3 separate regions of the Homo sapiens genome follow, and regions 2 and 3 are each linked to region 1. The links are chromatin contacts, found by Hi-C or POLR2A ChIA-PET in ENCODE. All regions are on one chromosome and are shown on one strand. Each heading gives the region's core, a stretch centred on a gene start or an enhancer-like site at or near the end of the contact. The rest is flanking DNA. Distances are from core to core; before and after follow the strand shown.

What was found. A loop is a pair of places that touch in the nucleus more often than their neighbours do. ChIA-PET counts read pairs that join two places held with the same protein, here RNA polymerase II (POLR2A). Pooled maps may share reads with other maps.
Region 2: a pooled map shows a loop between it and region 1 (2.3-fold over the local background). The contact joins two enhancer-like sites. A Hi-C loop is called at or near these places in 9 of 50 pooled maps. POLR2A ChIA-PET finds 5 or more read pairs at or near these places in 2 of 52 experiments (OCI-LY7 and activated B cell).
Region 3: a pooled map shows a loop between it and region 1 (2.6-fold over the local background). The contact joins two enhancer-like sites. A Hi-C loop is called at or near these places in 1 of 168 maps with a recorded cell type or tissue (OCI-LY7) and 5 of 50 pooled maps. POLR2A ChIA-PET finds 5 or more read pairs at or near these places in 2 of 52 experiments (OCI-LY7 and activated T-cell).

Annotation. Positions count from the first base shown.
Region 1 is chr4:83,355,791-83,360,201 of GRCh38, forward strand. No RefSeq gene overlaps it. Among named protein-coding and RNA genes, the nearest start is that of HPSE, 23 kb to the left of the region's middle. Within about 2 kb of position 1,646, at least 7 of the 41 ENCODE cell types and tissues checked have a DNase peak (open chromatin) inside an H3K27ac peak, as active enhancers do.
Region 2 is chr4:83,549,028-83,553,449 of GRCh38, forward strand. All of the region lies in intron 2 of GPAT3 (glycerol-3-phosphate acyltransferase 3), which reads left to right. Among named protein-coding and RNA genes, the nearest start is that of GPAT3, 15 kb to the left of the region's middle. RefSeq lists an enhancer at 1-96 and a silencer at 4,037-4,166. Within about 2 kb of position 3,149, at least 4 of the 41 ENCODE cell types and tissues checked have a DNase peak (open chromatin) inside an H3K27ac peak, as active enhancers do.
Region 3 is chr4:83,580,316-83,584,706 of GRCh38, forward strand. It overlaps GPAT3 (glycerol-3-phosphate acyltransferase 3), which reads left to right. Exons shown (of 12, transcript NM_032717.5): 3 at 1,247-1,517. Among named protein-coding and RNA genes, the nearest start is that of GPAT3, 46 kb to the left of the region's middle. RefSeq lists a silencer at 2,221-2,515. Within about 2 kb of position 1,821, at least 10 of the 41 ENCODE cell types and tissues checked have a DNase peak (open chromatin) inside an H3K27ac peak, as active enhancers do.

The sequences.
Region 1 (4,411 bases), core at 396-2,895:
CACCCGGCTAATTTTTGTATTTTTTGGTAGAGATGGGGTTTTGCCATGTTGACCAGGCTGGTCTCTAACTCCTGAGCTCAGGCAATCCGCCCTCCTCGGCCTCCCAAAGTGCTGGAATTACAGGAGTGAGCCACCGTGCCTGGCCAGAAGGGAAGCTTTATTTAAAAATTTGGGATCAGCAGAAAAGAATGTTAGCTCTGGCTTATGGGTGCAACTCCCTCCAGACCCCTCAGGAAGAAATTTAGAACAAAGAACGGTGCTCAGAGTTCAGTCTTCAGTTCCTGCTTATCTGAGGTCGATGTGTCAGTGGATCCATTTGGTGGAGATCCAGGTTTCTGAAAAACAACTCAGGGATATATATTAAGATGTTATATTTAGGGCCAGGCCCAGCACTTTGGGAGGCGGAGGCAGGTGGATTGCCTGAGCTCAGGAGTTCAAGACCAGCCTGGGCAACATGGCAAAACCCCATCTCTACTAAAAATGCAAAAACTAGTCAGGCCTGGTGGTGCACACGTGTAATCCCAGCTACTTGGGAGGCTGAGGCAGGAGAATCGCTTGAACCTGGGAAGCGGAGATTGCAGTGAGCTGAGATCGTGCCACTGCACTCCAGCCTGGGCAACAGCGTGAGACCCTGTCTCAAAAAAAAAAAAAAAAAAAAAAAAAAAAAAAGAAGAAACAAAAAAGAAAGTTGTTATCTTTAGTTTCTCTAGAGGAACCAAGCATCTGACTCTAACTTCCTCGTCTATTGTTTTAGGCTACTGTTACCTTCTGCTTGTCAGGTTGCTTATTTACTTCTCAGGGCTAGCTAAGTGCCTGGAATTTCATTTGAAGGAACTCAGAATTTTCCTTTATTTCCATGTTTGGAGGCTCACAGGCTACTAAGAGAGGGTTCTTGCTCCATCTGACCGTAATCATAATCTCAGCGCTTTGGGAGGTTGAGGTGGGAGGATTGCTTGAGCCTAGGAGTTCAAGGTTAGAGTGAGCTATGATTGCACCACTGCACTCCAGCCTGGGTGATAGAGTGAGACCCTATCTCTAAGCAAAGAAAAAAAATAAAGACTTCAACATTCGTATTATGAACTAGAGTTCGACATTTGTTTATGGTTCTTTTTGCTTTTAGGTAAAATTTACCTACAATAAAATATACAAATCTTGAGTGTAACATTGGATGAGTTTTGACAAATTCATAAATCCAAATGTCTATCACTCCAGAAAGTCCCTTTAAGCCCTTTCCCAGTAAATCCCCGCCCCCATACCCAGAGGCAAGCACTGTTCTGACTTTGTCCATCATAAATTAGTTTAGCTTGCTCTAGAACTTGAAGAGGAAGAAGAATTACAGGTTACACACTCTTTGTGTTAAGTTCTTTTTACTCAGCACAGTGTTTTTTGAAATTAGTTCAGGCTATTGAATGTATCTGAGTTTATTCATTTTTTTCTAAGTAGTTTCCATTGCGTGAATATATCATAGCTTGTTTATCTATTTTCCTATTGATGGGCATGTGAGGTTGTTGACAAGTTTTGGTATTATGAATAAAGCTGCTAAGAACATTCTTATCTCACTCTTTTTGTAGAGCTATGTTTTCATTTCTCAAGGGTAAATAACTAGGAGTGGAACTTCTGAGTCATAGGATTGGTATGAAACTGCCAAAAGTTTTTCCAAAGTGGTTGTATCATTTTACACTCCCATGAACAATGTATGAGAGCTCTCGTGGTTCCATTAGACCAACACTTCATGTTGCCAGTTTTTAAAATTTTAGCCATTCTGGTGGGTGTATAATCCACCTCATCGTGGTTTTCTTTTTCATTTCTATGATGACTAATAATGTTCTTTATGTGCTTATTTGCCATTTGAATAGGTTCCTTTATGAAATGACTGTTGAATTTTTTGCTAATTGGATAACATTTTAACATATATAAGGGTTGTATACCCTTCAAGATAGCAAAAATTTAAAAAGAATTCAGAATTCTGTGAATTCAGATACATAAATATCTACAGAGCCAAAGAAATGCAAAGTGCATTGGCACAATGGGCCAGTCTAAGTGGGGTGTCAGAGTTCTGTAAGTTGCTTTACGAAATCCCAGCACTTTGGGAGGCTGAGGCGGGTGGATCGCGAGGTCAGGAGGTCGAGACCATCCTAGCTAACATGGTGAAACCCCATCTCTACTAAAAATACAAAAAAATAGCTGGGCATGGTGGCGGGTGCCTGTAATCCCAGCTACTTGGGAGGCTGAGGCAGAAGAATGGCGTGAACCTGGGAGGTGGAGCTTGCAGTGAGCCGAGATTGCACCACTACACTCCAGGCTGGGTGACAGAGCTAGACTCTGTCTCAAAAAAAAAAAAAAAAAAAAAATAATAATAATTAGGTCATGATAGGATTCACACTCAGGGATGTGGGCTAAGTGACCAGGGCCACATTATGACTCTCATGGGCTCTGGGCACTTTTGCCTTTGTGGGAAAATGAATTAGAAATTATATTTTAGCACTGCATTGGTATACAGATAAACATAATCCAAATGGATTCAATGTTATATGTGCATTATTATTTTATTAATTTTTGTCCTGATTTAAAAAGAAATAAAAATTAGAACACATTTGTGGGCATCTGTAAGTATTGTAGGCTCTAGACACTATGCCCTTCTGCCTAATTCTGAGTAAGTCAGCCCTGTAAGTGACCATGCCCCTTTTAAGGTATGGCATGAAAAACTATAGAAATTACAAAAGGGACTTCAACCTAGGTCAGGCTTGTGAGGAAAGCCATCCTGGAGGTCTGCAGTCCAGGCCTAATGTCCTAGCTAAAACCTCTGGTTGTTCTGCAAGAATGTGGAATGACATAATCTTTTCCTTGGTGAGTAAGCATCTTTCAACCTCAGAGAGGATTAAGTATAGGAATGTTTACCAGAAATTTCACCTATACTTGAATATTTTGGGGTTAAAGAAACTGTACATGTTTGATATGGAAACATTTAAGAGAATTTGGCCGATTAGAGTAATACTTTAGCTTTGTAATTCTTAAGTGTGTAATTGAGCAATTGATTTAGCTCATGATTTTAAGTTGAAATATTATTGGTTTAATTTATTAGATATTAACTTACCTAAGAAAATGGGAAAGTTTTGTTTAAGCAGTACTTGAAAGGAAAATCAAATATGTTAAATGTATAAATATAGTTGGAAATATTTAAGGAAATTTACTCAATTAAATTAACCTTTGTTCTTTAAAGTAAGTGTTGAAATTGTCTAGATTTATAAGGAGTATTACATGTTTTTAAAACCGTGACTTCTGACTGAATGCAGTGGCTCATGCCTATAATCCTAGCACTTTGGGAGCCAAGGTGGGAGGACTGCTTGAGCCCAGGGGTCCAAGACCAGCCTAGGCAACATAGGAAAACTCCATATTTACAAAAAAAATGAAAAAAAATAAGTAATTAGTTGGGCGTGGTGGTGCACGCCTGTGGTCCCAGCTACTTGGGAGGCTGAGGTGGGAGAATCACTTGGGTCCCTGAAGTCAAGACTGCAGTAATCTATGATCATGCCACTGCACTCCAGCCTGGGCAGCAGAGTGAGACCCCCATCTAAAAACAGAAAACAAAAAAACAACTGTGACTTCTTGAAAGCTAAAGAAATAATTAGATTTTGAACAATTTGAATGTTAATTTTTAAATAAAAATAACTTTCTGTGCACAAAAATCACCCATGTGGACATAGGGAAAAAAAAAACCCTTGCACTAACAATATATGTGCCACAGTGGATCTGCTTTAGATAAGCAGTGAGGAGGGCAGGTTGCAGAAAGCATCGATACCAGGAACTGTGTGAGAATAGGAGCCTGCTCCTCTTGCCCAAAGCTCACATTGCCATTTTTTGGTTTCAGTCCCAAACTCAAACTTAGCTTGAGCTGTGAATTTATCTGTGAATTCATACGGTACCTGCCCTAAATACTGACACCCAAATGTCAAAGCACTGTGTCAATCAATTTGCTATTATCATCTTTCTGTAAAAGACACTTTAAAACTTACCATCAGTACCTGATCTTTCAAATAGGGTTCCACCTTGGCCCAGACTCTCTGCTTTTGCATTATTTATCCAGCTATTTATTCCTCCCAGATTCTTCTTTGTACTCCCTGGGTACAAATTAGTGCTTTTGGAAATAACCTCAAATTTTTCGGTCACTAGGGTCCCATTGACCCTCATTTACCGGAATAATAATTTCTTAAATGGTGCCCTAGTGGCCTGAATAAATGGATGCCCCTTTCAAATGGCCTAATTTGCATGCTGAGCACGATTTAGCCACCAAGCAACATCTAGAGTTCTGTTTTTATTTATCTCATTAATTAACTTTCTAGTTACTTTGATAACTATTTTCAGAGTAGCCACATCATCTTGCTTGCATAAGGGAAACACTAAAGCCACTGAG
Region 2 (4,422 bases), core at 1,899-4,398, 190 kb after region 1:
ATCATATTTTGTGACAGAAGTTTGAGAAATATCAAGTCAGGTGGGATCATGCATGCCTGTACTCCCAGATACTTGAGAGGCTGAAGGGGGAGGACCTGGAGTTTGAGTGTAGCCAGGGCAAAATAGTGAGACCCATCTGAAAAAAAAAAAAAAGAAAATTGAGGAATATTTTTATATACTTATTTTGTTTTGGACAGGCCATTTTTGATAGTTTAAATTAGCTAACTTGATTTTATGGTGTAAACTCTGTGAATACAAACCAGTATGTGTTGCCCTCAAGAATATGAAGTGTAATGCATCTAATGGGGTTATCTTATTGCTAAAATACAGGAACTTGTCTAGCTACTTGTAGAGAGCAACATAATTCAGTTATGGGGTTGGAAGGATTATAGGTTGGGGCTTTCTTTTTTATTTTGCGTGTGTGTGTGTGTGTGTGTGTGTATGTATATATATATGAAATATTATGTATTAGTATGTGAAATATATATGATTAATACATAATATATATTATTATTATTTTTTTAAGACAGGGTCTCACTCTATCACCCAGGCTAGAGTGCAGTGGGGCAATCTTGGCTCACTGCAACCTCTGCCTCCCGGGTTCCAGCAATTCTCCTGCCTCAGCCTCCTGAGTAGCTGGAATTACAGGGTGTGCCACCACGCCTGGCTAATTTTTGTATATATTTATTATTATTATTATTGTTATTATTATTGAGATGGAGTCTGGCTCTGTTGCCCAGGCTGGAGTGCAGTGGTGTGATTTCGGCTCACTGAAACCTCTGCCTCCTGGGTTCAAGAGATTCTCCCACCTCAGTCTCCTAAGTATCTGGGATTACAGGCATGCACCACCAAACCTGGCTAATTTTTGTATTTTTAGTAGAGATGGGGTTTCACCATGTTGGCCAGGCTGGTCTCAAACTCCTGACCTCAAATGATCCACCTGCCTCAGCCTCCCAAAGTGTTGGGATTACAGGTGTGAGCCACCACGCCTAGCCCATTTTTTAATTTTTAAATAGAGATGAGGTCTCACTATGTTGCCCAGGATGGTCTTGAACTCCTCAGGATGGTCTTAAGTGATTCTCCTGCCTCGGCCCCCTAGGTGCTAGGATTGCAGGTGTGAGCCACCATGCCCAGCTGAGTTTTTCTTTTTCTTTTTTTTCAAATATATTTTAAAGAATTGAAAAAATATACAGCTAGGTTTCACCATGTTGCCCAGGCTGGTCTTGAACTCCTGGGCTCAAGCAATCCATCTGCATCCGTCTCCCAAAGTGCTGGGATTACAGCCATGAGCCCCCACACCCAGCTGAGTTTTTCTTTAGCATGGCCAAATGTCCCCCTGATTGCATTAGTCTATCCCTATTTGTGAATATTGTGTCTGATGATGATGATGATGATGATGATGACAATTTTCAGACATACACAAAAGTAGAGAAAATAGTAAATGAGCCCCATATCACGAGATTCAACATTTGTCGAGATTTTGCCATGCTTGATTCATTTATCAACGCTCTCATTTTTTTGGTAAAGTTTTAAAATTTAGATACAAAATCTCATGTCTTTTAATGCATAAAGGACTTTTTCAAATAACCACAATGCTATTATCCCTTTAGCAAACAATAATTTCTTAATATCATCTAATATATTGTCCATATTTAGATTTCCCTAACAGTCTCAAAATGTCTTTATAATTGATTTGTTTGAAATGAATTTCAGTCATGGTTCACAAAAACATTTATTTTTTAATTTTTTGCAGTGCTTTAAGTTGGAAATATGAAAGTTTTTTGTGGGGGCAGGGGTGCAGTTTTATTTCTTGGAACAAAAATTACTTAATAGCAACTGATTCTGATAAAACTCACTAGAGTACTGTGCATTTTAATCTTTACATCTTAACATAGCTCTGTAGAAGGCAAAAGTTTGATTGTTAGGTTAGTCATCTGTATTTCTTTTACGTACAATATTATAAAAATTTAGTTCAATCACTTTGGAGAGCAATTTGGCAATACTTAGGAAAGTTAAAGACCAGAAAATTACACGACAACCCAACAATTCTATATCTCCTAAAATATCAAATGTACCCAGAGCCTCAGCATATATGTATTAGGTGACTTGTTACAAGTGTTTACAACCAGTGAAAATGTGGAGACAATCCATCAGGAGGAAAGTTAATATGTAAGCTGATTTATTTATACTGTACAGCAGTTAAACTGAATTAACTGGACTTACATGGAAAGAAAAAGGAGATGAATTTCAAACCATATTGAGAGAAAAGAAAATATATAGTATAATAACATTTATTTAAAATTTAGAATCACAAATAGATACTATACATTTATGTGAATATATAATATATGCATGGAAATTATATATACTATAGGGCAGTATATTGCGCCTGGCTGGGACAGGTTATCTTCAGGAGGGAGAGCAAGAGGTGGTGAGGAGGGGCTTTAACTGTATTTATAATTTTTTTTCTTTAAAATATACCTGGGCTGGGCGCAGTGGCTCATGCCTGTAATCCCAGCACTTTGGGAGGCTGAGGCGGGCGGATCACGAGGTCAAGAAATCGAGACCATCCTGGCCAACATGGTGAAACCCGGTCTCTACTAAAAATACGAAAATTAACTGGGCGTGGTGGTGCGCCCCTATAGTCTCAGCTACTCAGGAGGCTGAGGCAGGAGAATCGCTTGAACCTGGGAGGCAGAGGTTGTAGTGAGCCGAGATTGCACCACTGCACTCCAGCCTGGGAGACAGAGTGAGACTCCATCTCGGAAAAAAAAAAAAAAAAAAAAATCTATCTATCTATCTATCTATCTATCTATCTATCTGAAGCAAATATGACAATGAGTATTTTTTTTCTTGTTAAACTCATCTTTGGGGGGTTACATTTATATTGTAAACATAAAAAAGAGAAAACCCCAACCAAATAAAACATCAGTAGTCATTCAGCTAATGTTTATTCTGACAGTTAGAACTAGTTATATATGAATGGAAGATAGGTACCTTCTTGGGATGTGATTTGATGGTTATCTGCTCCAAAACACAGCTCCATTCAGCCTGACCAGTGCCTGGAATTTAAACTGAAACCTATGGAACAAAGGAGTTTTTAATAAAAATACATTACCTCTTAGAGCTGGCTTTCTCAACCTCAGCACTACTGATACTTTGGATTGGGTAATTCTTTGTCGTGGGCAACAGTCCTGTACAATGTGAGATGTTCAGCAGCATCTCTGGCCTCTACCCAGTAGATGACAGACAGTAGCACACTCCCATTCGTGACAACCAACAATGTGTGCAGACATTGCCAGTTGTCCCCTGGGGGCACTTCTCTCTCCTTCCCTCACCCCACCCCTGCTCATTTGTGAATCACTGCTCCTAGAGAAGAATGCATTAGTGTATTGGTCCCCACTATCGTTAGCATGATTTTAGTTTTCTAACAAATAGGCCCTTGAAGGAGCAGAATTTGATGCTACAGTTTTTGGTGGTTGATTTGGGAAGAATGGAATGACAAAGTAAGGCATAGGTGGGGGTGCTTAGATGAGCAGCAGGATTAGCAGATGGTGGAAGAGGAGGCAGGTTCCTTAAGGAAAGGTAGAAAGCAGACAAAGAAATCTTCCTTCAAACTTTGCCTCATAATCTAACGAGAATATACTGGTCTATTTTGGAGGGAGCTTTACTTAAAGTGGATTAGAGACTGGCATATAACTGTGCTTTATGGACTGAATGTCTATGTCCCCCCCTTCCCAAATTGATATGTTGATATGTTGATCCTAACACCCAAAGTGATGGTATTAGGAGGTGGGGCCTTTGGGAGGTAATTAAGTCATGAAGGTAGAGCCATAATGAGTGGGATTAGTGCCCTTATAAATACGGGCCCCAGGGAGTTGTCTAGCCCCTTCCATCATGTGAGGACACAGTGAGAAGATAGCCATCTGGAAATCGGAAAGAGAGCCCTCACCAGAACCTGACCCCACTGGCCCCCTGATCTTGGACTTCTAGCCTCCAGACCTGTGGGAAAATAAATTTCTGTTTTTTGTAAGCTACCCAGGCTATGGCACTCTGTTATAGCAGCCTGAAGTGACTAAGGCAGTGCTCTAAACCTCTGAAAGTAAATGACTTAGCATTTAACTTTGACCACTGATGAATGAGCAGGATGAAGTGGTTCTGGCAGGAAATGAGAAGGTAAAAGGTCAGATCAGAGTTATGGTCTTGTAACTGCATTGCGAAGTGATGGGTGTGAAGAGAGGGAATTAAGCCTTGAATCACAGAAAGGAAGGCTCCCATCTAAGGAAACTAGCTAGGACATTCATAAAATGTCTTGAATTATTTTTTAGATTGTTTTTCTTTTCGAATAGTAGTAACAACGTGGATAGTATTCCTATGCCTTACCTCTATTTTCAGTGAAACTAGTTAAAAAAAATGTAACTA
Region 3 (4,391 bases), core at 571-3,070, 220 kb after region 1:
ATATGTATTTCATAGAGTGAAACTATAGTTTTAGATTCCGTCTTTTCTTGATTAACATTATAGTATTTGTTAATGGGTGCATTTTATATCATTGTTTGGATTAATTGTAATGAAGAATGCTACAGTGAACACCCTTGCCTACATTTGCCTACATTTCTAATTATTTTCTGATGACAGATTCCTAGAATTGGAGTTATTGATCATCAGCAAAACTATCTTCAGTCTTTTCATTGCCAAACCAACTTTGACAAAGTTGCTACTACTTCCGTACTTGTACAAGTTGAATATGAGAGTACCTGTGTCATTTCAAGTCATTGAATAAAATGCTGCTGATTTGATACTGTAAATAGGCCTTTGTCTAATTCACATTTCCTTTTTCACTAGTGAAAAGTTGTATGATATTAACTATTAATATTCATGTTGTTTCTGTGAACTTTGCTTACTTTTATGCAGGAGGCTGTGTTTTTCTTATTAAATAATTTTCATATATTAAAAAATCGGCCGGGCGTGGTGGCTCACGCCTGTAATCCCAGCACTTTGGGAGGCAGAGGCAGGCAGATCACGAGGTCAGGAGATTGAGACCATCCTGGCTAACATGGTGAAACCCTGTCTCTATTAAAAATACAAAAAATTAGCCGACTGTGGTGGCGGGTGCCTGTAGTCCCAGCTGCTTGGGAGGCTGAGGCAGGAGATTGGCATGAACCCGGGAGGCGGAGCTTGCAGTAAGCTGAGATCACGCCACTGCACTCCAGCCTGGGTGACGGAGCAAGACTCCGTCTCAAAAAAAAAAAAAAAAAAAAAAAAAATCAACTTTTTGCCATTTATGGTGAATCTTTTGCCATTTTGCTTGCTTTTTGATTTTATGGTTTTTGTCAGGGAGAACAGAAGTCTTTGTTTTTACACAATCTAGAGTTATACTTGGGGAGAATTTTGTGTGTGTGTGTGTGTGAGTTCTTTGTCTAATGGTATGCAGGGAAGAATTCCAAACAAGAGGATTATGGAGGACCAAAAACCCCTCTTTATAATTAACAAAGATCATGAGGTAGAGGCCATTTCATGCAGACACAGTGATTTCACCTCTTTTCCCACTGCAATTGTTTGTCTCTTACTTCTGAAGATGGCTGATGTCACCCATTAAACTTATTTACTTGTTTGGCATATTTAACTTCTACACAGTTAAAGTTGCCCTTTTGGTCAATTCTTCTGTCGTATGGCATTTTCTCATGTCCTGATGCTTTCTTTTAAGGTATTATCCAAAGAGATGAGTCACCCATGGAAAAAGGGCTCTCTGGTCTACGAGGAAGGGACTTTGAGCTGTCTGACGTGTTTTATTTCTCCAAGAAGGGATTGGAAGCCATTGTAGAAGATGAAGTGACCCAGAGGTTTTCCTCAGAGGAGCTAGTGTCATGGAATCTCCTCACAAGAACCAATGTAAATTTCCAGTACATCAGTCTGCGGCTCACTATGGTGTGGGTGCTGGGCGTCATAGTGCGCTATTGTGTCCTACTGCCTCTGAGGTAAGTCATATGCCTGGTAATTTGATGATACGCTTGACTCAGCTTTCTTTTTGAATCATGTACATAATGGCCACGTAAGTGTTCTGTGGTGCTTATTCCACCCATTCCCACGTAGGAAATGCCACCAAACATGACCTCTAAAGGAATGTATTACGTATCCATTTTCCTTTCACAATTTTTCCCCAAATGAAGTTGTATATTCAGAATCCAATGTATATCTTAGAATCTGGATCCACTTTGCTATTAGAGTCTGAGCTAACTTGAGGATGGAGAGAAAAGGGAAGTGAAGAAGAAGAAGAGGAAGAGGAAGAAGAAGAAGAGAGATCATCAACAGTTTCATATTCACTAGAGCATCAGCCAAACTGTAAGAGCTGACCAGAACCCACTGCCTTTCTTTGCCAGTCCATAGCACTTCATAACTGCATAAGAGAGAAAAAATTCTTGAGTGTGGTTACACGTGGGAGAGAGCCATTTCGAAGTGTGTTTGTTCCATCCAATTCATTGTGATCACGGACTGCTCTTATTAAAGTGTCCCCACCTGGGTCCCCTTCTGCTTCTGAGCTTGAGTGCCACCTGGTGAGGAGGCAGTGTCAAGCCTAGTTTATGGAAAGCACGATGTGGAACATGAGTAGAAGGCACTGCGTGGTGGGATGAAGCTGTAAGTGGCTGAGATCTGATTAGCGTGGTGGTAGCAGTAGTAGGCACGTATACCAGCCACAACATTATTGTTGATCATCTTGCTTCATTTCCCTGGACATGGCCTTGGCATCCTCTCAGCAGAGCTTTCCAGGCAGTGGCTACCTGCCAACTAAACTTGGCACATGAATTGAAATCTTTTTACCACCCCCAGGGTGGCCTATGCTTGCCTCATTCAGATTTATTACCAGGGAAAGTATTGCTTAACTACAGGGAAATGCAGATTTCTAAGAAATTATTTCTGGGTTGTTGTTGTTGTTTTTTTTTGCCCATATTGCTAGTTCAGACATTGGGGCATAGTATGTCTTTTGGGAATCATTTCAGCTGTGATAATGAAGCGAAATTCAAGGTTTCACATATAATTTTGCTTGAACCTTAAACTAGTGCCCCCAAAACAGGGTTCGTGTACTCTGGGAGTGTACAAGACTATCCATTGGCATGCAGGAAGGAAATATTAGAGCTCTTATTTACTAAAAGCTTCTGTTCTGGCTGGGTGCAGTGGCTCACGCCTGTAATCCCAGCACTTTGGGAGGCCGAGGTGGGCGGATCACAAGATCAAGAGATCGAGACCATCCTGGCCAACATGGTGAAACCTCATCTCTACTAAAAATACAAAAATTAACTGGGCGTGGTGGAGCACACCTAGTCTCAGCTACTCGGGAGGCTGAGACAGGAGAATCGCTTGAACCTGGGAGGCAGAGGTTGCAGTGAGCTGTGATCGTGCCACTGCACTCTAGCCTGGCAACAGAGCGAGACTGCGTATCCAAAAAAAAAAGAAAGAAAGAAAGAAAAAAAGCTTCTGTTCGCTTTATAACTAGAGCTTCCATTTATTCTGTTTTCATTCTTAAAAAGAAAAAGCCCAGGGGCATGGTGGCTCACACCTGTAATACTAGCACTTTGGGAGGCTGAGGTGGGCAGATCACTTGAGGCCAGGAGTTCGACTGGCCTGGACAACATGGTGAAACCCCATCTCTACCAAAAATACAAAAATTAGCCAGGTGTGGTGATACGCACTTGTAGTCCCAGCTACTTGGGAGGCTGAGGCAGAGAATTACTTGAACCCAGGAGGCAGAGGTTGCAGTGAACCAGGATCACGCTACTACACTCCAGCCTGGGTGACAGAGCGAGACTCTTGTCTGAAAAAAAAAAAAAAAAAAAAAAAAAAAAAATGAAGCTGGGCCGGGCATAGTGACTCTTGCCTGTAATCCCAGCCCTTTGGGAGGCCGAGGTGAGGTCAGGAGTTCTATGTCAGCCTGGCCAACATGGTTAAACTCCATCTCTACTAAAAATACAAAAATTAGCCAGGTGTGGTGGCACATGCCTGTAGTCCCAGCTACTTGGGAGGCTGAAGCAGGAGAAATCACTTGAACCCGGGAGGCGGAGGTTGCAGTGAGACACTGTATTCCAGCCTGGGTGACAGAGTGAGGTGAGGCTCCATTTCAAAAAAAATAAACAACAACAACAACAACAAAAACACATGAAGCTTTAGTCAAGTTTAATATATGGATTGGTTCGTATCCAAGGTAACCTGAAGGAAGAATGAGGAATTCTACAGCACAGTGCTTGAGATGCCCTTGTTTGTTGTTGGTTAGCTTTCACCATGCTGTGGGGGCCCAGAAAATGCTGTTATGATTCCCTTATCTACTAAACAAATGCTCACAAAATAGATAAGTGACTTAAAATATTTTTGCAAAGAAACTATGATTTAAGATAATAAAGCAATGTAAACATTTATTACTTCTTGGCCTTTGGGCTAAGATCAAGTGCAGTGATATAAGCATCCAAGAACAAAAAGAAAATGCAGAGTTCAGACTCCTACTCTTAGTGGATACTCTTCAGTGTGGAAGAACTGCTTTGTAAATGCTTTTTAAAAGAAGCACCTACTACAAAATGAGCTTTTCAAAAACCAGATTGTATTAAGATACAATGTGGTGATGGTTGCACAACTCTGTGAATATGACAGAAACTACTGAATTGCATACTTTATTTTATTTATTTATTTTTATGATGAGATAGAGTCTCACTCCATCACTTAGACACAATCTTGGGTCACTGCAACCTCTGCCCGCTGAGTTCAAGCGATTCTTATGCCTCAGCCTCTCGAGTAGCTGGAATTACAGGCATGTGCCTCCATGCCTGGCTAATTTTTGTATTTTTAATAGAGATGGGGTTTCACCA